2 separate regions of the Mus musculus genome follow, and region 1 is linked to region 2. Evidence: chromatin loops called from intact Hi-C (ENCODE). Cell type or tissue: left cerebral cortex. All regions are shown on one strand. Links, peaks and the distances in the headings refer to the core of each region. The heading gives the core; the rest is flanking DNA. Region 1 holds the start of 0610040J01Rik (RIKEN cDNA 0610040J01 gene). Region 2 has its middle 22 kb from the start of Pgm2.

The links. Hi-C counts contacts between places; a loop is a spot of excess contacts. Peaks named below come from ENCODE experiments on the same cell type or tissue, not always from the same donor. Only the 100,000 strongest peaks of a DNase experiment are listed, where the experiment ranks them.
Region 1: a loop joins it to region 2, with 2.0 times the contacts of the local background. A loop is called at or near these places in 14 of 42 quality-filtered maps.

What each region holds. Positions count from the first base shown.
Region 1 is chr5:63,808,240-63,816,953 of GRCm38, reverse strand. Nwd2 (NACHT and WD repeat domain containing 2) reads right to left here. Exons shown (of 7, transcript NM_177006.3): 7 at 6,408-8,714. The coding sequence ends at 8,651. 0610040J01Rik (RIKEN cDNA 0610040J01 gene) reads right to left here and starts at 4,459. Exons shown (of 4, transcript NM_029554.4): 1 at 4,359-4,459. In left cerebral cortex, for the core only: CTCF peaks have their summits at 1,627, 4,989 and 5,827; DNase peaks (open chromatin) are centred at 1,669, 4,572 and 4,963; H3K4me3 peaks cover 1,250 bases; H3K27ac peaks cover 263 bases.
Region 2 is chr5:64,066,421-64,075,134 of GRCm38, reverse strand. No RefSeq gene overlaps it. Among named protein-coding and RNA genes, the nearest start is that of Pgm2, 22 kb to the left of the region's middle. In left cerebral cortex, for the core only: a CTCF peak has its summit at 4,896 (motif pointing left); DNase peaks (open chromatin) are centred at 415, 4,176, 4,842 and 7,491; H3K27ac peaks cover 591 bases.

The DNA.
Region 1 (8,714 bases), core at 552-8,551, 260 kb after region 2:
ACAAATTTCCCTGTATTTCTCTGCTGACTCACAGAATGGTGTGAGTATAACATTTCGCTGTTATCGTAATAGCCATACATTGAGCCAGTAGGGCAGAATCTCTGCGAGGACTCTGGACTCAAATGGCTAAGCTCACCAGGATCGGAGAGGAACCAACATCGTATAACAACAATGATTTACAGGTGAAAGCCAGCTTTGTTCATTCATTTCTAGATTGCAGCATGCATTTGGGAGATGCGGGGTTGCTGGCAATCTCGTCATTAAGCAAGCCAGATACTGCTTTCTAGCTCTAGTCTGGCTATTCTCAACCTGTGGGTTGAAACCCCCTTCAGGGTCACATATCAAATATCCTGCATATCAGATATTTACCTTATGATTCTTTTTTTAACCTTAGATTCTTAACAATAGCAAAATTACAAATAGCTATTCTTAACAATAGCAAAATTATGAAGTATCAAAGAAATAATTTTATGGTTGGAGTCACTATAACACAAGGAACTATACTAAAGAGTCACAGCATTAGGAAGGTTGAGAACCACTGATTTGGCCAAATCTTTGCATTTACTGCACACAAATGGCCAATTTAGGTATTCAGTTATTAGATGGGATGTGGTTGGCATCGAGAACAATAAAACAAAAAGAAAGTGTGAAATTCTTTTCTCGAGCAATCTTCTCTGGGGCTAATGAACAGTGAATGAATTAAAAAACCCACGAAAGTGTACACCAATACACATTGCATGTAGCTTGGAGTCAACCATTAAGAGAGACCCTCCTCTCTAGCATGAAATGGTTTTCATAGACAATAATATTCCTCCAGACACCATCTGTCCTCTTTGTGACACACAGCAGGTCATGCTCAGCCCAGCTTGGGGAGTCAGGAGATTTCTATTCCAACAGGAATTTAAGGTACGCCAGAGAGTGTACAGATGAGGCCATAGTTTTTCTTCGATTTTGCCTTAACACTTCAAAGTCTACATAAAAAAGCAATAAGTTGTTAAAAAGTGATGGAAACAAGCTGTGTGTGTGTGTGTGTGTGTGTGTATGTGTGTGTGTGTGTGTGTGTGTGTCTGTGTGTCTGTGTGTGTGTGTGTGTATGTGTGTGTGTGTGTGTGTGTATGTGTGTGTGTGTGTCTGTGTGTGTGTGTGTGTGTCTGTGTGTGTGTGTGTGTGTGTGTGTGTGTGGTGCAACTGTACAGAAGCATAGCTTATGTTTACCAACATGAAAGAAAAAAAAACCTAATTTGGTAAACTAATATCAAGGACCAGAGTCACTAAAACTTTTATGTATGTATGTATGTATGTATGTATGTATGTATGTATGTATGTATGTTTTTGAGACAGGGTTTCTCTGTATAGCCCTGGCTGTCCTGGAACTCCTTCCGTAGACCAGGCTGGCCTCAAACTCAGAAATCTGCCTGCCTCTGCCTCTGCCTCTGCCTCCCAAGTGCTGGGATTAAAGACGTGCACCACACCCGGCTCACTAAAACTTTCTTACCGTTCAGACTGTAAGTGCCACTGCTTCCCTAAGCACCCTTTGAACGGATTCACTTCTCTGTCTCTTCTGCGAAGTGGGTAGCAGTTGCCTTCAGCTGTGTCTGTAGATTCTCCCTTTCTACCTCTCTCACCGCAGCTAGAGGGAGCTTTCAAGAACAGATATGTGCCTTGCTTCAAACCCTTCAAAGCTTTCTCCCAAGACTAGATTCTTGAGGCTGAGCTGTCTGTGTCCCTAGCACCCAGCCAACGGCTTAGAGTTGATAGGTTCACACACACGTGGTCTCGAAGGCCAGGTCAGAGTTCATTTGATTTTTCGAGAGCCGTTTGTGCTGAATGAATAGAGCTCCCTGCTCATGGTTAAGATTTCAGACACCATATTTCTCCGATCTTAGCCGACCTTCACTGTAGCTCAGTAATGTGTAGGGTTTCTGACCACAGTGAACCATAGGTTAGGCTATTTAATTACCTGCTTCAGAAGCATAGTCACTGTTTAGTACTTCAGATACATTTTTAAGACAGAGTAATTTTGATGTTCTACCATTTTTCTGAAGATCTCCATCTCTATGGAACCATGGTGTTCACAGGGGTAAAACGTGAGAAGACAAATGATTGGGATTTCAGTTTGTTCCCTCAGTATTCAGGAAATAAACAGAGTAAGAGATTTCAGCTCCAGGCCTGTGTAGCTCTGGGGGTTAAGATCAGACACTAAAAAGACCGTGACTGGTCTCCCCATCTGACCTGCAGACCATGAATTCTCCACGCCTGTCCTTCCTTCCCTATGATGGTCCAGTTAGATCTTGACAGCGTTCTTTTCTGAATTATCAAGGGGGTTTATCTGCAACCAAACAATCACTCTAATGATCAAATTTAGAAATGAGACAGGTTCTTTAAGCAAGAACCCAAACGAGCCCAATCAGGGTCCCTGGGAAATTGTAGAAGTGGGTCCATGTAAGACACTGTCTAGGGAGGGAAAACTAGCTCTAAGGAGGCTAGTACTCAGTCACGCAAAAAGCCGGAGTCCTTTCTAAGAAACATGGGCAGTGGGCTACTGGGCACCTCCACCAGTGACAGGAAGAGGTCAGGGCTTGCTTTGCCCTTGGGCTGAGACTGGCTCCTGGTCCCAGCATTGAGAACACAGGTTTCAGGTTCTGAGAAGTGCTGGGTCAGAAGTTAGGGAATCTTTCCATTTTTAGGAAAGAGAATGTGCTGAGACAGTAAGCAAGGGTTTTGTTTTGTTTTGTTTTGTTGTTTGTTCGTTTGTTTCATCTTAAATTCCAGGTCTGCAAAATTTCTTTGGAATATAGTGAACATGAACCACATTTATCTTTAGAAATTACTAGGTATCAAAACCTTCCTGGGTAATGAGTCCCCAGGGGGCATGAAATAAACATTGATTGTAGAAGAAGTGAAGGAGCAGGATCAAAAGATGGGCAAGAGTTGGTGAGCAGGAGAAATGAACCACACATCACCTTCCTGTGTCTGCCTGTCACCTCTGAATCTCCCACTGAGCCTTGGAGCTGGCTGTTTACTGATTCTTCATACTTCCCAGAAACACTAACAACCCAGAACTCTCCTAAAGGACCGAGGCTCCATATTGTTGTTGTGGAGACCTGTCCTAGGACAAGGATTTTTACCAAAGAGGCTAGCAAGGTGTTTCAGAGGCACTGGTGCTTAGATGAGGAGAGCTACCATCTCCTCTTTACAGTAGTAACTGGAAACATATATGGGAGATACTATTATTTCTTCCTAAAAATAGTATCAACTAGACAAGTATAAGGGAAATACTATTGTATCCTCCTTAAGATAGTATTAACTGGAAAATTATGTGGGAGGAAACAACTTCAACAAATACAGAACCAACTGCCTTTAAAAAATAACCACTACTCCCACTTCTTTTCCATTCACGGTTCCAAGACTTTCTTTTCTCCAGCGATATTCTTCACCATAGCTGAGTTACAGCCACCCAAGGCAATCAGCCACAGGCCACAACCAACAAACACTCTCGCAGAAACCAGCACAGAAGTGACTCCTGGAACACCCACTTCCTCTACATTCATCGCGCAAATGTCTATACCAGGATGGAAAAGTAGACATTCAGAGTCGATGGAGATGGAATTATTTTGTTTTGCATTTAAGGTTAATTATGGTTCTGGGAGTGGGTAAAAGTCCCCCTGATATCTGCCTGGTATTACTGGAAAATTCTGCATTGGTGATATATATATATATATATAATCTCACCTCATCAGGGCTGTCCAGGCTACAAAGACCCAGGCGATTGACCTGGTAGATATTTGTCTATTAAATATTTACAGCCTGCGACCATTTAGCTCTCTCTCTTTGGCGCCCACTTTCCTAGTCCCAGGCTCTTGCGGAACACCACAGCGTCGTTGTCCCTTCATGCACCCTCACCATCGCCATAGACCCAACCCCAGAACCCAAGGACATTTCAAAGAAGGGCGGGGGCGATCAAATTCCTTTCCCGTTTTAATCAATAAAACCCCCCTAGAAGCGTAAATATGGTGACCCCGGGACACAGGGAGATGGGAAGATCTCTTACAATTTGTCCAGGTTTAAGTTCCCAGGAACAGCAGAGAGCTCAGGAATTGGGAGTTTAAAAATAAACCATTTTACCCAACCAGCACCAGCGCCTTTAGTTTGGAAACCTGTTTCTTGTCGCCACTCTTAGCATGCCTAGGTTGAATTCCGTGACTTCTCCTGAAGTCATCAAATCATCCATTGCCTTGCCTCATAGTTCCTCCTCGCGTCCCCTTGAGAGAAGGGGAGCCCAGAAGCAAAGTCGGGACTCCCGCCCAGGACCAGCCCTCTTCCCGGAGGAGCCCGGCGCAGTCCCGGACCGTACTTACCTGCGGCGGGGCGGCGGCTCCAGAGTCGCGGCGCCCATGGCTTCGTGGGCCTCGGGCGTCCGCGCTGGGACACGCGAGTGGGTCAGCGACGCCCGGAGCCTGTCGCGCTGCAGCCTCAGCCCGGGCTGCGGTCATTGGGCCGCCGCGTCACGTGGACGGGGAGCGGGCGAGCCTCCCAGGCAAGGGTAACCCTTTACCTGCGCCTTGGCCCGCGTGCGCAGGCGACAGGGACAAGGGGACGTCCGGTGATCTATGTTTGAGTGAGTGGTCAGCGAGCCAGCCCGCATTAGTTGCTAGATCGAGCGCACATTGCTTGTCGCCCGCCCGATGGCTAGACAATCTGCTCAGACGCTGCAGTGACGGTCGTTCCTAGGGGCTACAAACTTGCCTGTGCCCCAAAGGCTATTAGTGGGACACGTGAAAGAACCCCGGTTTCAGACCCCTTCCCTTGGAGTGTCAGGATATGGGACACTTCACCCAACACACTTTACCTACGAAGGGTAGAGAACCGGTGCTTTAATCTTGAAATTCGGTTTAAGATTTCGGTCTTCGGTCCACCTGGCCCAGAAGCTGTGGAGAGCTGGCATTTCCAGAAGCCAGGAAAATGTGTTGAGCAATTGCGCCATCTAGCTTCCTCTCTTTCCTCTCCATGCTCAAGGCTCGCAGTGAGAGGATTAAAAGGCAATGCGGGGAGAAGCAACTGAGAGAACTTCCCAAAGACCTAATTTTCTCCAGCGAGTTTTGAGTTGGACATCCCCGCTGTCTTCACAGGCATTTGCCACGCTCTATGGGAGAACACTCAGTGGTTTTTTTGTCCTTTTTAGTGCTAAAATACCTTTGTGCTTTCAAATGTCGATTTACGAGGGAAATCATACGTTGTTGAATGTCATTTATTGATTTGAAGAAAAAAATTTCTTGTTAGAATAAATGATGCTCAGGTTCAATTTCCAGCCTTGTCAGAAATTCCATGGGATACTGGTCCATTTATATATGAATTAGGTTTTTCGGATCAAAAAGAGACTTTGGAATTTGTTTTGGGTTTTTAGAGTCAGTGGGGAGAAACTTTGAGGTTCAACTCAGTAGTAGTAAAGAGAGGAAGGTAAGAAACTTGATAATGCCTTTAGTTTTCTTTTAACTCTTGGGTATTTAAAGTTCTTTTAAAGTAATTGTTTTGTTGAGAACTACATACACAATTGCATCTGATTGTTGTTTACAATATCACCAAAGCTTTCCAATGCTGCCTGCCATGTTTAAAGATATTTTGGGGTGGGGGGAGGTATATATGGGAATTCTCAGATCAACGGTGTGTGTGTGTGTGTGTGTGTGTGTGTGTGTGTGTGTGTGTGTGTGTATGTGTGTGTGTGAAGGTATCTGGAGAGGTTCTCCAAGGTCGTGTTCACTCACCTGGGAATTCCCGAGCGGCACTAGTCCTTGGCTATTTCCTGCTCCAGCCACAAGGGTACCCCTTGCACGGGTACACAGGGAACTTATTTTCTCCCTATTTTGCTGCTGAGTCTGGAATTCTAGAATGCAAGAGCTATTTCATTTACTTCCGTGTTCTTGGTGGAATGTGTGACTGGGTAAATGCTTGCTGACTGAATTCATCAGCTACTTCTGTATATTTGGAGAGAAACAAACAAACAAACAAACAAACAAACACAAACTTGGGCATACTAGTAACATCCAGTGATCTTTAGTAAACTAGCTGAATTTCTCACCTGCAAACTAGTAAAGATGTTAGAAGTTACTGTCACCAAGTGACTACTGGGCACTGAGTTCTTTATTTTCATGTACTTTGAGAAAGCTAACCAAGATGCTAGTGATGTACTGGAATTAGGTCCATGGTCCTTTCTTTTCACCTATAAATGTGGAATAATAATAGTGCCAAACTTTTGAGACTATTGTGTAGACGCCATGGCTTTGTGTCTGGAGCTCCTGGAATATTCTAGGGCCCCTTCGGCACCTGGTCAATTTGAATAATTACCGGTAAGTGAGGTCTTCCACATCTGGCCAACCTCAGTGGTGAAAAAAAAATCAGTAGCACTCAAGTTTTTAGTAGCTCATCTTTTATTCATACAAACGATACATACACAAGACTGTATATTGTTTGAACACTGAAATAACTTTCTAGTGTAACAACTCTGTAACAAAATTTTAACTAAATGTAACATTTATGAAAATATAAATCTCTGATTGGGTAATTCATCCCAACAATACAAAGTTTACATAAAAACATTCAACATGAGCTATCAGTTGCAAACATGTTAGGAAAAAAAATCATTCAAGTCACTTGTTACACTCTAGAGGTTTTTTTTTTTTTCTTTTTTCTTTTTTTTCACAGAACACTCACACACTACATGTAACCCACCTAGGCATTTAGTTCTTAGAAATGTATGGCATGGACGTTCAACTGATAAGAACAGGAATAAGAATGTGTTGGCTGAAGAGCTGAAAGTATGGACTCCAGATCACGTGTATATAGATCTTAGCCCTTCAAGGGCTTCCACTTACTGGTTGGTAGCTAAACTAGGAGGAATACATTGAACAAAGGTGTTTCACCATGGAGAAGGGTGTTGCTATCTGAACAACACCTTCAAATGCTTACGTGTTAAATCCTTCCACCAGTGGAATACAACTGGATTCTCTAGGGGTTTAGATAATTTTCCCTTTTCCTACCGTGTCAGCAATCAAGATGGCACTGTGTAATGTTTTTCTCATATCACTCCCTGGCATCCCCACCAGGTTAACAGGCTACAGCAGAAACTATCCCCGTCTTCATTTTGCAGTCCACAAAAGCAATAAACTCGGTGAGGCTAGAGGTCAAACTACAGGTACATGCTGAGTCACAAGCAGAGCCAGGATGAAAATAAGCTGGTTCTTTGTTCAATGTTCTGATTTAAGTAAGTTCCACTTTGAGAGAAAATCAAACCAATTACTATCAGTGACCCCCTTGAGAGGTCTTCCAGGACATGCCACGTGGAGGACTTGGAAGGAAGAAAACCACCTTCACCTTCTGAGATATATTTGCCATCAAATTGATGAAGTCTTTTTTTTTTTTTTTTAATGCCATTTCATAGTTTCAGCCTTGAAACAGTAAGACTGGGAAAGTCCTCAATCTGGAAGTGGAACAGAGAGAGAAGTGTACATACGGTGTGTGGAAGTAAGAAAGTGATTACAAACAGGGAATGATAGGAACCTTTGGATGCCCTTAAGATCTATGGGATATTTTAGCACAGAGACAGGCATATTCAGTTTGTCCCAGAGTTTTTGGTCGTTTATCTGCATTTTACACAGGAGAGAGGCGGAATGAGAGTAAGGCAGTGCCACCAGCGTTTCAGAGATGGTGTGTTTCAAAAGCTTGCTTTTCTATTAAGATACTGCAGGGGTCTGGGAAACATTAGGCTCCCCCACAACTGACTGGAGAGTGCGGACTCTGGTAAAGTACAACAAATAAACGGACAGATGCTTTGATCAAACTCATAATGCCCTTCCCATACCTCTTTACACTCAGCACGAATATGCATCGCAAGAAAAGGCGTGAGCGGACTGTGGCTTCTCATTAAGTGGGATTCTTTTGCAATCCACGAGAGAAACAGTTTAAAAATTACACATCGCATTGCACAGAAACCCTTGCATGCAGTCGTTGTGTTTTGATGAAGACTGACTCTCCATGTTCAGTAGCCCTATGATAATGGTAGTTAGTTCTTGTCCTGGTCCGTTCACCATCTCACATGCTTTGTGTGCTGTCCTGGAAAACCGAAACACATCTGGACACCTTTCTTACACAATTTTGCACCATTAGACCTCTTGCGTTTACACAGTTGTCAGGATCGAGAAACGTAAAGAGATATTAAGGCTGCGTTTGGCTGTCACATCCCCCCCACTCAGAGTCAAACGGTCCTCTGCAATCACGATTTCAACTGGCTTCTGTAGAGCTAATTCTAGTCCAACTGGTCTACCTATAACTACCTCTAGCTTCTCTCATCTGAATCCATGTAGTGAATTGTGCTGATTCTTATTACACAGCAAATTTAAAAGATTGTATTTGCTCTCTTCTGGGGGAGATGGCCATTTTACCGTCTCTTCTGGACATTCTCTATTTTCTCGAATACATTTGGACAAAAAGATGGCACCCAAGTCTCATAGTTTTGTTCCTTTCGTGAGAATATTAGTAAACTGAGAATTCCAGAAATTAGCAGCTCATCATTTGTGTCCAGAAGATGCACTTTGCTTTTTTTTTTCTTCTGTCATACATGGATTATGTATTTCGGTTGAGTAGGATAAACATCGTGTCAGTTATCTGGAGTGTAGCTGTGGCTCCTGGATTCTAGGGCAGCACACACTCGGTCATAACAA
Region 2 (8,714 bases), core at 147-8,146:
AATAAAATAGGTGTTGGAGGGATGGCTCAGCAGTTACAAGCACTGACTGCTCTTCCTAAGGACCTGGTCTCAATTCCTAGCACCTACACGGCATCTTATAGTTGGTGACTCCAGTCCCAAGGCATCCTTTGCTCTCTTCTGACCTTTCCAGACACCAGGCATGCGCAGGACACACAGACTAACACTCAGGTACCTATATACTCTTATATGCATAAAATAAATGAATAAAATTATCTTTAAAATACCCATTTCTATATATTTTGATACCTAAATCCCTGCAGGTTCCTCCCCTGGAAGGGAAAAGCTACAGATACAGAGTTGCTTACATGGGGCATTCTTGACCTGCCACGACACCAACGAAGAGAGAGGCTGAATCTTTGTTATACTCGCAACACCTTATGTAATCTTACAAGAATTTTCAGAATTCTGTTTCTATTCAGAGAGGAAACATCTGCTCAGCTCTAAGATCTTCACCAGCCTGACTCTGGTTAGACTGAATATTTAACACACACCTTCAAGTAAATGTGAAAGTGCAGTATATGGAAATGATGTAAGCAGAAATTACCCCATAGTCAATGATTGCATCAAACTTAGTTGAAGTCATAGCAACTCTAGCTTAAAAGCAATTAGTAGGTCTATTTTTTAAATCCATCATCATAATTTAGTTAAACAGCATTTCCTTTCTTTTGTTTACTTGTTTAGGATAATTATTGTAGCCTTAAATGAAATGAAAATATTTATTTGATTTCCCTGTATCACCTTGAAGCAATATTTTATTTAAAAATATTCTATTATTTGCTGCTTCCAGATCTTGGATACTTGAGGTTTACCAGAACCCCCCAGCAGTCAACTAGACATTTGAAGAGGGAATTTCTGGTTTCGTTGGAGACTCAGTTGTGTCATGTTTTTCCGGAAACTGTCTTATGAGAGGTTTTGCTGAGAACAGAATGTGGTATTTTTCTGGAAGTTGCCTGGGGAAAGGGCATGTGCTCTTTTGCTGGACTGAATGCTTGAGAAGTGCTTGACATTTGAAAAGAGTATATGGCACATGCCTTTAATCCCAGCAGTTGGGAAGCAGAGGCAGGTGGATTTCTGAGTTCGAGGCCAGCCTGGTCTACAAAGTGAGTTCCAGGACAGCCAGGGCTACACAGAGAAACCCTGTCTCGAGAAAAAAAAAAAGAGTATAAGTATAACCCAACAGACAGTGATCAATGCTCTTGAATTGATTCACCTTGCAAATCTTTAGGCTTTGCAGAGCCCATTCTTCGATGACTGCACTCTAGCATTGGTTTGTCTTTCTTTCTTCACTGATCCTCACTTGTCGAGATTTCATAGAGAGGAATGCACCAAAGAACTTCTGCTGGTATTGCCGCTCCCACTTCTGCTAGCTCGTGCTCATCTGCAGAGCCTCGAGGTTTCTTCTGGATCCAGCTGCTGCTGCTGATTCCTGTTTGGTGTTTTCCTAGTGGACTGGACTGCTGACAGTGAAGATTGGAATCAACCCCAAGACCCGTGTCTAAACACAATCCTGGTTTCCTATTAACCTTTCTTTCCCCCTAGCTCTGGTAGGTGGTGGACTAGAAGGAAGGTTGAAGAGTTAAAGATCCATAATTAAAGTAGGTTTTGAAAAGTCTAAGCCTACAGACATTTGTGTTCTGAGCCTGACACCAGCAGTTCAGGCCCACCTATCCAGTAGTAGCTGGAGGAAAGGACTCACCTGTCCCATCCTCCAACCCATGGTTGCCATAATAGCTATGCCAAGGAGGGAAGGAAGGCAAAGGAACTAACATGACCCCAGGTGAATAGTTACTCCTCTGAACAGGGGTCACTAGGGTATCTGCATCACTGAAAACCCCATGTCAGTCAAGCATTCTCCAAAGCTTCATCAATGTAGTCCCCTGCACAACGGGCAGGCAGCTACATCACCAGGTCTTCTCCTCCGCAGCAGCTGCACGCTGCTTACGTCACTCAGGGACAGGCCCTGCAGTCTTGCAAGCTTATTGTGAGTTTTCTTTGTCCTAGAGCTTCTTCTCATTCCTCCACAGGAAAGGCTTCAGGCTGGTGGGAAGAGCTACGCCACGGTACGAGTACAAAGAGGCTGTGCCACATTACAGAGAAAGCAAGAAGGCAGGCATGGGTCCATGCCTCAGGTGGTGGATGGACGAGTCTACGAGGCTATCAGGGTAACGGTGTTGATGCCACCTTATGGCATACAAGGTGAAGCCAGAAGTCAGAAGACATAGGGAAACTCCAGAACATGGTGAAATCCTAGAATCGATGAGACAGAAACACCTAGCTCTTTAGGAAATTAAGAAATCTAGTGTAGCCGGGCGGTGGTGGCACACGCCTTTAATCCCAGCACTCGGGAGGCAGAGGCAGGCGGATTTCTGAGTTCGAGGCCAGCCTGGTCTACAGAGTGAGTTCTAGGACAGCCAGGGCTATACAAAAAAACCCTGTCTCAAAAAACCAAAACAAACAAACAAACAAACAAAAAGAAATCTAGTGTGAAGATAGTGAAGACGAAGGATGTGTGACTGGGTGTGGTGTGCTCTGAGTTTCCCAAGAATTGTCTTACCGTTGGGATTTTGGCCTTTACCTGTGAAAAATAAAACTTCATTTAACATGGTTATTGCTTGTTGAAGCAAATGCATCTATTTCCATTAAACTGTCTTTATTATATTCTTTGGAAGCTCAAGATTCCACAGGATCTTAAGTGACGTGTTAACCTTTTGCTCTTTATATGTAATGTAATGTATTGTGGGAGTAAAACATAATATGCATAGTTTTCAGGGGGAAAAAGCATCTTTTCACTTTCGAATCCCTTATTTCTAAGGAGCGATGTTTTGCCTCCTAGTCATCAGGGACTATAGCAAGCCTTCAAGCCAGCACATCTGTTTGCAGAGACTTTATGGTCTAATTACCCAGATGTTCTGTTGAGAGCTCTCCTCAAATTTAAGGTTGACATAAATATACATTTGGAACTAGAGAGAAAATATGGTATTTTTCATACTTATGTAGCCAAGTGCATTTTAGTGACAATTTTCATATTTTACACATCTTTTTATTGTTTGTATTGTCATTGTTCTTCCCAAAGCATTTTTTAAAATGTAATTTTTTTACACATGGGTAGCAATTAAAACATACATGGTTTTTGTATATTTGGAGTGCATGCACTTGTGCCTGTGTGCATCCATGTGTATGTGTATATGTGTGCACATGTGCACATCTTTCAGAGCACTCAAGTGGGGGTCATAGCATCAGCCTTGTCAGAAGATGCCATTAACCATAGAACCAGATCCCTGGTCCATGGATGGCAGCTTCAGAAATTGAACTCTAGCTGATAAGGAATTATCTTGACAATAGAAATGTTGATATAATAGATGATATTATATTAGGTTACAGTTTACTCTTATATAGCGTATCCCCAAGTAGAAATGAAAATGGGATAGAAAAATAAATTTACATAGGAAATTTCTTCATATTAAAAAGATACCTTTTAGGGATACATAAAACATTTCATGTTTATCTTCATAATCCCAGAACTCAAGAGACTGAGGCAAGATAATTATTGTGAATTAGAGGCTAGCTTCAGCTACATAGTGTGTTTACACACATACACTCACATCATATATATATATGTATATATATTAAAAGGCATAATTTTCTTTCTTTTTTTAAAAGTTAAATTTTTATGTGTATGTTTCTATGTCTATAAGCATTTATTTTACATGTATTCAAATGTCTATGAAGGCCAGAAGAAGGCAGTAGTTCTCCTGGAGTTGGAGGAGTCACAGATGGTTATCAGATTCCTGATGTGGGTGCTGGGAACTGAACTTGGATCCCCTCAGAGAGCATCATGTGCCCCTAACTGCTAAGTTAGCTCACTACCCAGGGGTTATTTTCTTTCAAAGTGATTCATTGCAAACCACAATTGTGTGCTTTATGAATAAGAATAAAACCCTCTTCAATGTACAAATGAAAAGCTACTGCCATAAATTCTACCAACTAAAAATCTATTTTTGTATCTCATGTTAGTTTGAAATCTTTGTAAAAGATTCCAGCTATTTTATTATTTCCTTTTCTTTTAATGATGACTTGAAATTTTACCGGTTCTGAGTGGAGAAACAGATTTTAGTTGGCTCAAAAATGGGTTTGTCTGCCAGCAAGATGACTCACTTACAAACACACTTGCCACCGAGCTAGATAGTCTGAGTTTGACTCCCAGAAACTAAGGTAGAAGGAGAAAACTGACTCTCACAGGCTGTCCCTGACTCAAACACACACACACACTTCTCCAGGGAAGAGCCCCCAAATTGGTTATCCAGTACCAAGTGATCAACACTGAAGTCACATACATACTATTAGCATTTTATGGGTTAAGCAGGTTGAATTTATATATTTAGGAATGTATGTATGAATATATATATATACACAAAGAAAAAAGGACATGATTTTGAGAGAGAGAGAGAGAGAGAGAGAGAGAGAACAAGAGCAAGCAAGATGGATGAGGTGGTTTGGTTTGGAGGAAGGAAAGAAGAGAATGATGTCATTATGTTTTAAGTTTTAATTTTGTACTCTTCATTATTCATTGAAGAACAAAACATGAACAGCAGGAAATGTAATCCAGCTAAAACCGGAAGTGATTTTGAGGTCAATCTCTATGCTGAGCTTTCCCGGTCTGTGTCTACTCTTTTCACAGCTGGGTAAACTGGGTTTTAAACAGCCCCCTGATTTGTCTTAAATCACACTTGCAGCAGCAATGAGTCAGATCTGCCAAACAGTTCCAGACTTACTATAGGATGGGGATCATCTTACTGGTGAGGTCCTTAGTGGGGCTTTAGCATGCCTTTTCTAGTTGGCTAGCTGGGAGGCACTGTTGTACAGGAAAAGCATGGAGAAGGGTGGAGGTGAGATCTGGCTTTTGCCACCTGGTGGCAGATCGTGGCAAATTACCAGCGGAATTAATGGGAACAGTGACCAAGAGTCAGGAGCTTAGAAGACATGCCCAGGGCTTCAACTCATAGTCATGGCCATCATTATGAGGAATATATTTTCATTGGGAATAATGTACTCTAGTGGTATGCTTTTAATATTAACTACATATTTTATTATTAACTTCTCATTGATGCTTTAATTCTCCATGTTTCCCTACATTCTCAGCAGAAGATCTCTTGGTATCCTCAGTTTCCCTCATTTGCAGCAGGAGGGAGAAACTGAACAAAGCTTTTACCGTCCACGTGCTCGAGAGCTAAAGAAAAATAAATATTGGCCCCTCAAAGGAAAGTCTTTCAGTCAGAATTATCTGCATCAGCCTTCTACAAGGCAGATCACCCTACAAGGCACATAGATATAGTTCCCAGTCCCCTAGTATGCACTCAAAATACTGAACCGAGAAATGATTGTCAGGAGTTGCAAACTGGTGGGGGCATGCATAAATGACAGTAAAATAAACATTTCCAAATGAGCAGATAAGAGTAGGAGAAAAGTCATTTGGATTCACACTTCATAGACGTGCTAAAGTCACTTCAAATGGGCCAGAGAGTTCAGTTTTATTGAATTGCAGTATGCTGAAATAAAATCTCTCATGAAAAACATCCTAACAAATTGAGTACAGCTGTGGAGAGAAGTATTTGAAAATTTGAGCAGCACAGGCTGTGAGCACAGAGAGGTGCAATCCATATACACTCAGTAAGATGAATGTATGAACACATATAGTATATTCAAACCAACAGGGGAAGAAATGGCTGAATGGTGGGAACACTTGACAACACCTGACTCATTTGCTACGGAGTCTAACCACACACAGATGTAGAAACCAACAGGCAGAAAACACTCCGTAGCTAATTCAAGGTGATATGGAGCAAGGCATGAAGAACATTGTAGAAAGGAAATTCATGAGGGGGGGGAGTGTTAAATGTGAATAGAAAGAGTGATTTCCAGGGTAGTTGGAGATGCATGTTCGGCATGAAAAAACAAGATATGATGTTAGTAAATCACTGAAGAAGAGATGTATCCCTCTCCCCTTCCCTTCCTTTCCCTTCCCTTCCCTTCCCTTCCCTTCCCTTCCCTTCCCTTCCCTTCCCTTCCCTTCCCTTCCCTTCCCTTCCCTTCCCTTCCCTTCCCTTCCCTTCCCTTCCCTTCCCTTCTTCCCCTTCTTCCCCTTCTCCTTCTTCCCCTTCCCTTCTTCCCCTTCCTTTCTTCCCCTCCCCCTTCTTTCCCCTTCCCCTTCCTCTTCCCCTTCCCCTTCCCCTTCCCCTTCCCCTCCCCTTTCTCACTGTATAGCCCAGGCTGGCCTCAACTCAGAATCTTCCTGCCCCAGCCTCCTAATGCTAAGATATACATGTTCACTTTACAGTGTGTTTCAGGTGCTTCTAAGATTCTCCACATCTCACTTCTGGAGAGGTGGCTCAGTGGTTAAGGGCACTTGTTGCTCTTGCAGGGTACTGGGATTCCGTTTCCGTTGTTACCTACATGGCAGATAACAAAGCCTTCTGTAACTCTAGTTCCAGGAGTCCAACACTGTCTATTGGCCTGTCTAGACACTGTATGGACACGGTGCATGCACATACATGCAACGCAAAACACTCACGTACACAATTCATAAATAAGTCTTTTAAAATCTGTACATTCTTTTAAAAATCTTTGTTTTAAAATATGTGTATGTGCATATATGCCATTGTGTGGGTATGTGCACATCCATGCAGGTACCATCAGAGGACAGAGGTATTGGATCCCCTAGAGCTGGAGTTATAGGGAGTTTTGTGCCACCTGACCTGGGAGTTGGAAACTGAACTCAGACACTTCAAGTACTGTTAACTTCTGAGCCATTTCTCCAGCCCTCTTCATATGCTTTAATCTAGTCATTCTGTTGGAAAGATACTCTAAAGGAATAAACTAAAAAGAAACAATATTAGTTGTATAAATATATCTGCCTTGTTTATATTGTATGTAAGCATAAAGAAAAAATGTATCCCATTCAAAACACACGTGATGTATATATGTATATATGTGTATATGTATGTATATACATATATACATATACATATATATATATACACACACATACATATACACATATATGTGTGTGTGTGTGTGTGTGTGTGTGTGTGAACATCATCTTTAGGCACAATAAGTTTATTTGGTCAGGGAAAATACTGAGAATTGTTTCAGTGTCAGAAGTGTGTGTGTACATGTGTTTATGTTGGGGCTTCAACCTAATGTCTGAGGAGTTCTAGGCACTAACTCCTCCATGCTACATTTCCAGCCCTGGTGACTCTTAAGCTGATGAAGAAGCACTGAGTGTGGGCACAGTCACAGGCAATGATTGCTTATTCGGGAGATTTTCTGTCTCATGGTCTGTAGTCCCACCATGGGCAGAGGATTAAGTTGTTTTCTGAAAGTTCCTGGGCAGAGAATGAGGCAGGCAAGAGATGGTGGAGAGGATTCAAGAAGAAATGTCTTGGAGCTGCAGGAACTATTTGAGGGGAATCGATAAGAAGCCAAGAGTTCCTGGAAGGACTGGGCTTGCAGTCACAGTCCCTGAATTTCTGACTTTGTTCCAGTATGAAGAATGTGTGATTCCTCACCCCCTCCCACGTGCTCTGTCACCACCCCAAAGTCACAATGTGGAAACAAAGACAGGGTGGGAGATGGAGTGGAAAAATAAAGAGTGATGTCACAGGTAGAAAGGATGCCCTCGAGCAAGGGAGAGAGGATTGGTGAACCTATTCACCAGGAGTTTGAAGTAACAGAATTAACAGAAAACCAAAAACCTTTCTTTTAAGTAGAAAATTAGCTGCTCATAGATCAGAGGGGAGGTTGAAGAATCAGGCTTAGAGAACAGAAGCCAAGGGACATGAGAAATCATCACCAGAAGGCCACCCTTCTGGAGTGGCTTGCCAGTGTTGCCAAGGGTCCATTTCTGGACTTCCCTTATCTAAACTATCATAAGAACATGTTATTAACTACCCATTGTCTCTGGTGGTCAAGAATTGAGTCCTCAAGCAAGAGCTTCTATTGTCTAACCTCTGGCTGACTGTCCTGTTTCTGCCTTCAGGAGACAGAATGGCATCTCACCTTCTTAGCTAGACCCCTTTATGGCATGGGAATCTCTCCCTCCCAACAGAGGTCATCTGAGGATTCTCCACAGCTAGAAAGGGGGCTTAGGCACAGAAGAGGAAAACAAATGAGGCATAGCACAGGGAACAGCAGCAAGCCTCTGCTGCTCATCAGGGGCCCAGAGTGGGTGTCTGCACGATGCTCACACTGTGAGGTTTAGACCTAGCTCACTGCATGGAGCCTGTATGTAAGGGTTACCTTACCATGGTGTCTTCTGTAAGGTTCTCTCAACTTGTGGTTTCCTCTAAAGAGACTCTTGGTAGCTTGGCCAAAGAGAATTCAGGTTCTTTTATTTGAATATTAATTACTAATATTGACTCATATCACATAGCACTCACATGCACACGAGAAAACACACACACATGCACATGCTGGAAATGTAGCCAAACATGTTTGTGTCTTTCCACAATTTTAGAATTTATTGAGTAATAATAAATTCATAAGGTTTAGTGGTTTCAATGACAATTGACCATAGAATCTGCCTCCCTTGGTAGCTTGGCCAAAGAGAATTCAGGTTCTTTTATTTAAATATTAATTGCTAATATTAATTCATATCACATAGCACTCACTCGCACACAAGCACACACATACAAGCT